Regions from separate parts of the Homo sapiens genome. Here region 1 is linked to region 2. The links are chromatin loops, found by intact Hi-C in ENCODE. Cell type or tissue: left ventricle myocardium inferior. All regions are shown on one strand. Links, peaks and the distances in the headings refer to the core of each region. The heading gives the core; the rest is flanking DNA.

Evidence for each region. Hi-C counts contacts between places; a loop is a spot of excess contacts. Peaks named below come from ENCODE experiments on the same cell type or tissue, not always from the same donor. Only the 100,000 strongest peaks of a DNase experiment are listed, where the experiment ranks them.
Region 1: it touches region 2 in a loop (2.3-fold over the local background); 15 of 110 quality-filtered maps call a loop at or near these places.

The regions. Positions count from the first base shown.
Region 1 is chr2:99,474,299-99,479,682 of GRCh38, reverse strand. All of the region lies in intron 1 of REV1 (REV1 DNA directed polymerase), which reads left to right. Among named protein-coding and RNA genes, the nearest start is that of REV1, 13 kb to the left of the region's middle. RefSeq lists enhancers at 562-641, 3,423-4,086. In left ventricle myocardium inferior, for the core only: no CTCF peak of the experiment used is centred there; a DNase peak (open chromatin) is centred at 2,858; H3K27ac peaks cover 3,133 bases.
Region 2 is chr2:99,342,402-99,347,785 of GRCh38, reverse strand. All of the region lies in intron 1 of EIF5B (eukaryotic translation initiation factor 5B), which reads right to left. Among named protein-coding and RNA genes, the nearest start is that of EIF5B, 7.7 kb to the right of the region's middle. In left ventricle myocardium inferior, for the core only: no CTCF peak of the experiment used is centred there; no DNase peak of the experiment used is centred there.

The DNA.
Region 1 (5,384 bases), core at 332-5,331, 130 kb before region 2:
CTGACTACAGGTGTGTGCCACCATGCCTGGCTCTTTTTATTATTTTTATTTTTTTTGTAGAGATGAGGTCTTGCTGTGTTGCTCAGGCTGGTCTCACGCAAGAGATCTTCCCACCTTGGCCTCCAAAAATGCTGGGATTACAGATCTCATATTATAGTTATATGCAAATCTCTGATAACCTTGGATTGTGGTTTATTCTCATTTTACTCACCTTGAAAACTATAGATTATAGTAAATTCTAAGTGAATGGAGAAAAACCATTAGCTCAGACCTGGAATTTGGGGTAAGGGGAAGTGGGGGGCAGGACAGGCGAGATTTTGTTGCCTGTAATCTTTTTGTTTTTTTTTTTTTTTTTTGAGACAGAGTCTCGCTCTGTCACCCAGGCTGGAGTGCAGTAGCCTAATCTCGGCTGACTGCAGCCTCTGACTCCCTGGTTCAAGCAGTTCTTCTGCCTCAGCCCCCAAGTAGCTGGGACTACAGGGGAGTGCCACCACACCTGGCTAATTTTTTTATTTTTAGTAGAGACGGGATTTCACCATGTTGGCCAGTGTGGTCTCGATCTCCTGACCTCGTGATCCGCCCACCTCGGTCTCCTAAAGTGCTGGGATTACAGGTATGAGCAACTGTGCCCAGCCTGTCGCCTGCAATCTAATTAAAACCTTCACCTGGTGAATTGCATTACTCCTGATGTGAAATTCATTCTACTTAGGACACGTTGTAGCATCATTCTCTCTACTGTATATAACCTTTCTCGTTACCACTGAACTGTCCTTTTCTCTATTATCACCACTATAGATACATTTTTAGGTACAGGCAAAACCAGTGGTTCTCAAAGTGTGTGCCGCAGTCCAGCTGGAAATGCAAATTTCCAGCCCTGCCCTAGACTCACTGAATCAGAAACGTTGGAGTTGGGGCCCAGCATCTTGTGTTTTAACAGGCCCTGTGCTAGTGATTCTGATGCATGCTCACGTGTGAGAATTACTGCTTTAGATATATTTCCCTCTTCTTTGATATTATTTCCTTTATTCTTCAGCTAAGTTCTGTTCTTCCTGTTACTAGCTCTTCTGCTGTGGCCTTTGGAATCCCTGATTTATTGCAACCTTGAACTTTTCTACAGATAATCATTTGGCTTTCCTGTGAGATTATACCACTTCTCCTTAGTGAAGATCAGTGGCTTCTTCCTCCTTCCTCTAGACTCTTAATTTTTATCATGTCATCTCTAGAACATTCTTTTGTGTTCCTTCGTAGCTTGATCCTGCTTATGGACATGCTGACTTTGAGATGTGTAGAACATCCTAGTGGAGATGCTTAATAAATGCAATTGGGCCATGTGGTTTGGAACACAGGAAAGCAGGAAAATTGAGGGGAAGGTGTTTGGAAAGTGGGTGATTTGGCCGCACTCTGGAAAACTAGAGAAGGCAGTTCTCTTTGGTACTTTCTATTTTTTATTTTTTTGAGACAGAGTCTCAGTGTTGGCCAGTGCAGTGGTGTGATCTCAGTTTCACTACAACCTCTGCCTCCCGGGTTTAAGTGATCCTCCTGCCTCAGCCTCCCGAGTAGCTGGGACTACCTACAGGTGTGCACCACCACGCTCGGCTAATTTTTGTATTTTTATAAAGATGGGATTTTGCCATTTTGGCCAGGCTGGTCTCGAACTCCTGACCTTAGGTGATCCACCTGCCTTGGCCTCCCAAAGTCTTGGGATTACAGGTGTGAGCCACTGTGCCTAGCCTCCTAGGTACTTTATTAAAACAGTGTCTCTACTTCTTTCCCTTTCTATGGAAATCTGTAATTGAAGGGAAGAAAAGCATTAGTCGTTGTTTCAGGAAGCCCCCTTCAGTTTGTATTAACTATTGATTTTGTTAAATCAAGCATCTTTTTTTGGTAGTTATGAATAACAAGAAGAATAAGAGAAAACTCTTTGTTGTATTGAATTGTTTGGGATAGACGCTTTCCTTTTAATCAGATCAGCCTCAAACTGGGACATACAAATGTTTGTTATACATTTTCAGGTTTAATATATCCAAATATTTTTTATACAGTACATCTTATTGTTTGTCTATTTTTAATTTATATAGATATTGAATCAAAATCATATTAAAATGCTCAGATGTACTTATGCATTAGGGTACAGGCTAAGCTGCTGTAACAGGGACTTCAGAATACAATGGAACAAACAATTTTTAAGTTTTTCTTTCTCCTGTAATAGTCCAGAGGTAGATAGGCAGTCCGTAGTAGGTGAGCACCTCAGTGTTTTAGGGGTTCCACAGTTCTCTGTGTGCTTAGCCCTTCCATAGGGTATTGTCCTTATTCCCATGGTTGAAGCTGGGTTACCTCACAACTGCATCCCAGAAAAAGAAGTAAACAGCTTTCTTTAGGAATATGGTTCATATTTTTGTACACATCACTCTGCTCATACCTCCTTGGCCAGAACTTAGTCACATGGCCACCCCCGATTTTGAGAGGAGCGTGGGAAATGTAGTCTCTGGTTGCCCACTCTGCCTCCTGCTAAGAGGGGCGGGAGAGGTGTTCCATTACTAAAAGTAAGAAAGAAGAATGAATACTGGAGGACAGTGCCGTTTTGCCATCGTGGAGTTGGGGTCCCAAGACCACCCTCACTTATGAGATCAACTGCAAGTTTGGGGATCCACACCATCCTTAGGTTAAATAATTGGCTAGAAGGGTTCAAAGAACTCCTGAAAGGGCTTTTACTTATGGTTGGATTTATTACAGTGAAAAGATACAGAATAAAATCAGCCAAGGGAAGAGGTGCATGGGGCACACAGAAGAGTCCACTTACGAAACTTCCAGTTATCCTCTGCCAGCGAAGTTATGGACGGTGCCAACTTCTGGCACTGATGTGTGACACTACTCATGGAGATTGCCTATCAGGGAAGCTCACCCAAGCCTTGGTGTCCAGCATTTGTACTGGGACTTGGTCACTTAGATATGATTGACTGTTGGCATGGTTGACCTTTAGTTTTCAGCCCTTCAGGAGGTTGATAATACATGGCTCAAAGCCCTTCACCTTAAATCACAGTGCAAAACTATCTGGAGTGGCTCAAAGCCCCCAGGTAAACAAAAGCACTTAACAGGGTGGACATTATTATTATTATTATTATTATTATTGACAGATTCTTGCTCTGTCACCCAGCCTGGAGTGCAATGGCGCAATCTGGGCTCACTGCAACCTCCGCCTCCCGGGTTCAAGCAATTCTCCTGCCTCAGCTTCCTGAGTAGCTGGGATTACCGGCGTGTGCCACCATGCCCGGCTAATTTTTGTATTTTTAATAGAGATGGGGTTTCACCATGTTGGCCAGGCTGGTCTCGAACTCCTAACCTTGTGATCTGCCCGCCTCAGCCTCCTAAAGTGTTGGGATTACAGGCGTGAGTCACTGCTCCCATAAGGTGGACGTTCTAAGGGCTTAGAGGTTACCTCCCAGTCTCATCTTGGACCATGTGAAGGGGGGGAAAAGAAAGGATTACCTCCCAGGAACCAAGGGCAAAGGCCAAACATCTGTTTGGGTTAGGATTCTTACTGCACAGCCACATCTGTGGATAGGTACATCTTGTTGTTTTTTGGCAAGCATAGAAAAAGTTACGTAAAGTTGCATAATATGTATGTGTTTGTTGAAAGCGTTTTTAAAACTAGATGTGTAGAATCATACACATTTGTTTATTTTCATTTATTTATTTTTTTGAGACGAAGTCTCACTCTGTCACCCAGGCTGGAGTGCAGTGGCATGATCTCAGCTTGCTGCAACCTCCGCCTCTTAGGTTCAAGCAGTTCTCTGCCTCAGCCTCCGGAGTAGCTGGGATTATAGGCTCCCACCACCACGCCTGACTAATTTTTGTATTTTTTAGTAGAGATGGGGTTTTACCATGTTGACCAGGCTGGTCTTGAACTCCTGACCTTGTTATCCACCCACCTCGGCCTCCCAAAGTGCTGGGAGTACAGGCGTGAGCCACTGTGCCTGGCCTATTTATTTTTTTTTTGAGACAGAGTGTTGCTTTGTCACCCAAGCTGTAGTACAGTGGCTCAATCTCGGCTCACTGCAATCTCTGCCTCCTGGGTTCAAGCGCAGAATCATGTACATTTAAAAAATTGCAAAAGACTCTAGAATTTGTCAGGTCTGTAAAAAGTAAAAGTAGATGTACCTCTTCAAAGACTTTCCTCCCCATCTGATTAGAAATAAATAGTAACTTCTCTTAGAAGCAAAATTTATTCAAAGACCTGTGCTCCTAAATATTTGCCCTGGCATGCTTATACTGGTCCAAGCAAGCATTAGGTCATATCCTGTTCTCTTCCTTATTTAAAAGTGTTTTTATCCTTCTCAGCATTCCACAAGTTACTTCCTCCTTCCTTTGTTCTCCTCCACCTTTGCCTCTTTTAAAAAGTTCTAAGTTGCTAGCCAATCGGAACAAATACAGAATGTGAGGTCCCGTTCCAGCCAATGGAAACCAGACACAGCAGTATGATGGACGCATCAGGTTATAAATGACCCTGTCTCCTTTGTTCCTTGTACTCTCATGGCAAAACTGCTGGCGAGTGTACCTTTTCTGCAGGAAATAAAAATGGCCTTACTAAATAAATTAAATTTATGTTCAAGTGCTGTTTCTTTATGGCACCGGGGAACAAGCATTTCAAACAGGTCCAACTCTTTCCACATACGGAGGAACTAAAATATGACTGATTATGACTTGCTTAAGTTCAGAGAACCGGTTAGCAACAAAGTTGATGCTGTCTTTGAATCTCTACTTCTTTTTTTTTTTTCTTTTTTGAAACGGAGTCTCACTCTGTTGCCCAGGCTGGAGTGTAGTGGCACAATCTCGGCTCATTGCAACCTCTGCCTACCGCGTTCAAGTGATTGTCGTGCCTCAGTCCCCCAAGTAGCTGGGATTACAGGTTCCTGCTACCATGCTCGGCTGATTTTTTTCTTTTTAATAGAGACAGGGTTTCACCATGTTGGTCAGGCTGGTCTCAAACTTCTGATCTCATGTGATTCGCCTGCCTCAGCCTCCCAAAGTGCTGGAATTACAGGCGTGAGCCATCGCTCCCGACTTCTGCTTATCAATATGGACTAGTTGGGGTCTAGATGGAGCTTAATTGTAGGACCTGTTTTCTTCCTTAGTTTTGTTACATATATGGCTCTATTATGATCCAGACTGTTGCTAGATTACCTGGTGAAGAAGCATCTGTTTTGTTGAATTGTGTTAGGTTACTTCAGATCAATAGGAGTATTCTTAACTTTTTAGCAGTTCATATTGATACCATTATTATTTTTTCCATTGAAGATTTGGGAACATAATTTTGTAGAAGATGAGTATGATTTTGTACCACAAGCCAGCAGTGCAGCCTTACAGAACTTTTTAGCTTCTCTACC
Region 2 (5,384 bases), core at 245-5,244:
ACACTTACTAGGTAAATTAAACCTTTTTGTCAAGAGAAGAATCTGTCATGTAAAGCTCAAAATCACTAGTTCAAATAAAAAAAAAAGTATCAGAAGAATTGAGCTCTTGCTAGTTCAGGCATGCTGAACTCAAAAGAAATCCATTGTAAGAGGCAATACATTCACAATGAAAATGGTCATTTAGATCCTACTACTCAAAGTATAGTTATAGGACAAGCAGCATCAGTATCATCACCTTATTGAAAATGCAAAATCTCAGGCCTGTTAAAAAAAAAAAAAACTGAAAAATGCAGAATCTCAGACCCTCACCCCAGATCTACTGAATCAAAATCTCCATTCTAACAAGATCCCCAGGTGAACAAAGTTTGAGAAGCCCTGATTTAGATTCAACAACGTGGCATCATCTTTCAAATCAATACTGCAGATTGGAACTTTACAAAATTTTATATTTGTTACTATTTGATATAAGACTATTTGGGGGCCTGGCACAGTGGCTCATGCCTGTAATCCCAACACTTTGGGAGGCCAAGGCAGGAACATCACTTGAGTTCAGGAGTTCAAAACCAGCCTGGGCAATAAACCAAGACCTCATCTCTACTAAAAATCAAAAAAATTAGCTGGGTGTGGTGGCATGCGTCTGTAGTCCCAGATACTCAGGAGGCTGAGGTGGGAGGGTCACTTAAGCCCAGGAGATCAAGGCTGCACTGAGCTATGATCAGACCACTGCACTCCAGCCTGGGCGACAGGGTGGGATTCTGTCTCAATAAAATAAAATAATAATAAAAAAAGAATATTTTGGGTTTCATAATTACAGAGATACAAGTTTATATTTAGGATTATGTCTGCAGATATATATAATATTGATAAAAATTCAGATCCACATTCTCAATAAACACCTTAAGATACAACTTATATGGGCCAGGCGCAGTGGCTCACACCTGTAATCCCAGCACTTTGGGAGGCCGAGGCGGGTGGATCACAAGGTCAGGAGATTGAGACCATCCTGGCTAACGCGATGAAACCCCGTCTCTACTAAAAATACAAAAAATTATCTGGGCGTGGTGGCGGGTGCCTGTAGTGCCAGCTACTCGAGAGGCTGAGGCAGGAGAATGGCATCAACCCGGGAGGTGGAGCTTGCAGTGAGCTGAGATTGCTTGAGACACCTTCTCAAAAAAAAAAAAAAAAAAAAAAAAAAAGAGATACAACTTATGTTCTAAAATAACTAATCACATGGTAAGTGCTCAAAGCAAACTCAGTCTCTGTACTCCATAGAAGTTAACTCTGATCCTTAATCACTGTTAAAGGATTTTCCCCACCTAACTTGTATAGTGCCTGGCACTCTAATATTAATAAATCATTAATATTAACAAACTAATAATTACTAATAAATTTTAACAAAAAGTTTTATGTAGACAACCACTCTCAAGACCAGATTTCTGAATAACCAATTTGGTGAACACCATCATTAGAATGGTCTGGCTGCACCTGTGTACAAAATTATTGGCAATACAGGAGCAACTGAAGATCTCAAATATTCCTCATGGTCACCCTTGGTACTCTAGAGACACAGAAACACACAGCATACTCCCATTCCTTCCAATCTGCACGCTCTCTTGATGGCAAACTTAATTAGAAAAGGATTTTAAAGATGCATAAACAATAACTTTAAGAGGCAAATGTGAAATCTCGAGGGTGGTACTCTCATACTCCATTTTCTCCCTTCAGCACTTCACTCTGTATTATCTGTGCATATGCCTATTTGCTATGTTAAAACGTAACTCCCTTTGAGAACAGCAAACTCCCTTTTGTATTCCCAATTCACCACATTTTTTTTTTTTTTTTGAGACAGGGTCTAGCTCTGTCACCCAGGCTGAAGTGCAGTGGCACAAACATGGCTCACTGCAGCCTTGACCTCCCAAGGCTCCAGCAATCCTCCCACCTCAGCCTCCTGAGTAGCTGAGACCACACGCACACACCACCACACTCAGCTATTTTTTTTAGGGGGTAGAGATGGGGTCTCCCCACGTTGCACGGGCTGGTCTTAAACTCCTGGCCTCAAGCAATCCTTCTGCTTCAGCCTCCCAAAGTGCTGGGATTACAGACATGAGCCACCGCACCCCGCCCACCTACCTATGTTCTACAAGTGGCAACCAGAAAGGCATGTTAGACATTCCTTTTTTTTTTTTTTTTTTTTGAGACAGTCTCACTCCATTGCCCAGGCTGGAGCGCAGTGGTGCAATCCTGGCTCACTGCAACCTCCACCTCCCGGGTTCAAGCAATTCTTATGCCTCAGCCTCCCAAGTAGCTGGGATTATAGGCATGCACCACCACACCTGGCTAATTTTTTGTATTTTTAGTAGAGACGGGGTTTTGCTATGTTGGCCAGGCTGGTCTCCAACTCCTACGCTCAACTGATCCACCCGCCATGGCCTCCCAAAGTTCTGCAATTACAGGCACGAGCCACCACCATGCCCGGTCGCATGTTAGACATTTCAAATAGGCACTAATAAATAAGGAAAAAGTCCTATTCTGGAGTGGCAATCACGACTCTCATACAACAGGCAAGGCTAACCAGTTTCAACACAGCAGTTTAATAAAAAACACGTCTAACACTATAATAATTACTGTACTTTTGATCATAAAACTTCCAAATGGAATTTTCTGAAGCAATAAATTGAAACGCTAGTTTAAATGCCTCTGAAAAAGTACAATGACATTTCATTTATCTGACAACACAGACAACGATTCCATTGTATGTGAATTTTCCAAATGAATGAAATGTACCACTTCTAAAAATTTATATTTAAGATATAAATGTTTCTTATAATACATTATATAATTTCTTGAAATATTTACAAATGTCTGAGGTTGTATCAAGATAATGGAGAAAAGAAAGGAGGGGGCAGAATACATATGAAATGAGATTTATGAATGAATTTGAACCTGGGTGATGGACACATGTTTGTTCATTAGACTATTCTACTTTTGTATGTGTTTGAAATTTTTCATCTAAGGAAATTCACACCACAGTAATCAAAACTGTGGTGCCGGCTGGATGCAGTGGCTCACATCTATAATCCCAGTACTTTGGGAAGCTGAAGCAGGTGGATCATTTGAAGTCAAGAGTTTGAGACCAGCCTGGCCAACATGGTGAGACCCTGTCTCTACTAGAAACACAAATATTAGCCGGGCCTGGTGGCGCACACCTAAAATCCCAGCTACTCCGGAGGCTGAGGCAGAAGAATCCCTTGAACCCAGGAGACGGAGGTTGCAGTGAGCAGAGATCACACCACTGTACTCCAGCCTGGGTGACAGAGTGAGACTTCGTCTCAAAAAAAAAAAACCCAGAAACAACAACAACAACAACAACAACAACAACAAACTGTGGTGGCAACACTGACACAGACATACAGACCAAAGAAATAAAACTTAAAGTCCGGAAATAAATCCATATATCTAGCATCTAATGATCTGACAAGGGTGCCAGAACCTTTCAATAGGGAAAGAAATCTTCTCTTCAACAAATGGTATTAGGACAACTAGATATCCACATATAAAAGAATGCAGGCCGGGTGCGGTGGCTCACGCCTATAATCCCAGCACTTCAGGAGGCCGAGGCGGGCGGATAACGAGGTCAGGAGATCGAGACCCATCCTGGCTAACATGGTGAAACCCCGTCTCTACTAAAAATACAAAAAAACTAGCCAGGCGTGGTAGCAGGTGCCTGTGGTCCCAGCTACTCGGGAGGCTGAGGCAGGAGAATGGCATGAACCCGGGAGGCGGAGCTTGCAGTGAGCTGAGATTGCGCCACTGCACTCCAGCCTAGGCGACAGAGCGAGACTCCGTCTCAAAAAAAAAAAGAATGCAGATGAACCCCTACATCATACCACATACAACAATTAATTCAAACTGGAACAAAGACCAAAATGCAAGAGATAAGGCAATAAAAGTTTTGTTTTTTTTTTATTTTTAGAGATGGAGTCTCACTCTGTCACCCAGGCTGACGTGCAGTGGTGCAATCTTGGCTCACTGCAACCTCCGCCTTCCAGGTTCAAGCAATTCTCCTGCCTCAGCCTCCCGAGTAGCTGGGACTACAGGCGCGTGCTACCACACCCGACTAATTTTTGTATTTTTAGTAGTAGGTTTTGCCATGTTGGCCAGGCTGGTCTCGAACTCCTGACCTCAGGTGATCCACCCACCTCGGCCTCCCAAAGTGCTGGGATTACAGGCATGAGCCACTGTGCCCGGCCAGCAATAAAACTCTTAAGAAAACATACAGGTAAATCTTCACGACCCTGGATTTGGCAACAGATTATCTCAGATACAACACCAAAATGCAAGCAACAACAACAAAAATAAACTGGACTTCAACAAAATTTAAAACTTTTGTGAAAAAGAAACTTTAAAAGACAGTGGAAAAAACAAACTACAGAAATCAGAGAAAGTATCTGCAAATCATATATCTGATAAGGATCTAGTATCCAGACTATATCAAGACCTCTTACAACCCAACAATAAAAATACAACCCAGGCTGGGTGCGGTGGCTCACACCTATGATCCCAGCACTTTGGGAAGCCAAGACGGATGGATCACCTGAGGTGAGGATTTCGAGACCAGCCTGGCCAACATGGTGAAACCGCATCTCTACTAAAAATACAAAAATTAGCTGGGCATGGTGGCACTGTAGTCCCAGCCACTTGGGAGGCTGAGGCATGAGAATCGCTTGAATCCAGGAGGCAGAGGTTGCAGTGAGCCAATATCACGCCACTGCACTCCAGCCTGGCCAACAGAGTAAGACCCGGTCTCAAAAAAAAAAGAAAGAAAGAAAGAAAGAAAGAAAAAGACAACCCAGGCCAGGCACAGTGGCTCACACCTGTAATCCCAACACTTTGAGAGGCTGAGATGGGAGGATCACTTGAGGCCAGGAGCTGAAGACCAGCCTAGGTAACAAAGCGAGACCCCATCTCTACAAAAAATTTTTAAAAATTAGCTGAGTACAGTGGTGTATGCCTGCAGTCCTAGCTACTGGGGAGGCTGAGGAGGGAGGACTGCTTGAGTCCATGAGTTCAAGGTTACAGGGAGCGATGATCACACCATTGCACTCTAGCCTGGGTGACAGAGTGAGATTCCATCTCTCAACAGAAAGGAAGGAGAAAAGGAGACAAAAAAGACAAAATTTTACAATTTACCAAAAAAAAAGGAGGGGGAGGAATGATTACATTAACAGCAACAAAAATTCTGTGATACATGGGAAAAAGCCAAATCCTAAAGATTAAAATGAAGAAAATAATATTTTACTGTTATAGAATTAAATTAACCAACTAAATGGAGAGGCAAATCATATTACTTATTTGTTCACAAATATATTTCTAGCATCCAGAAA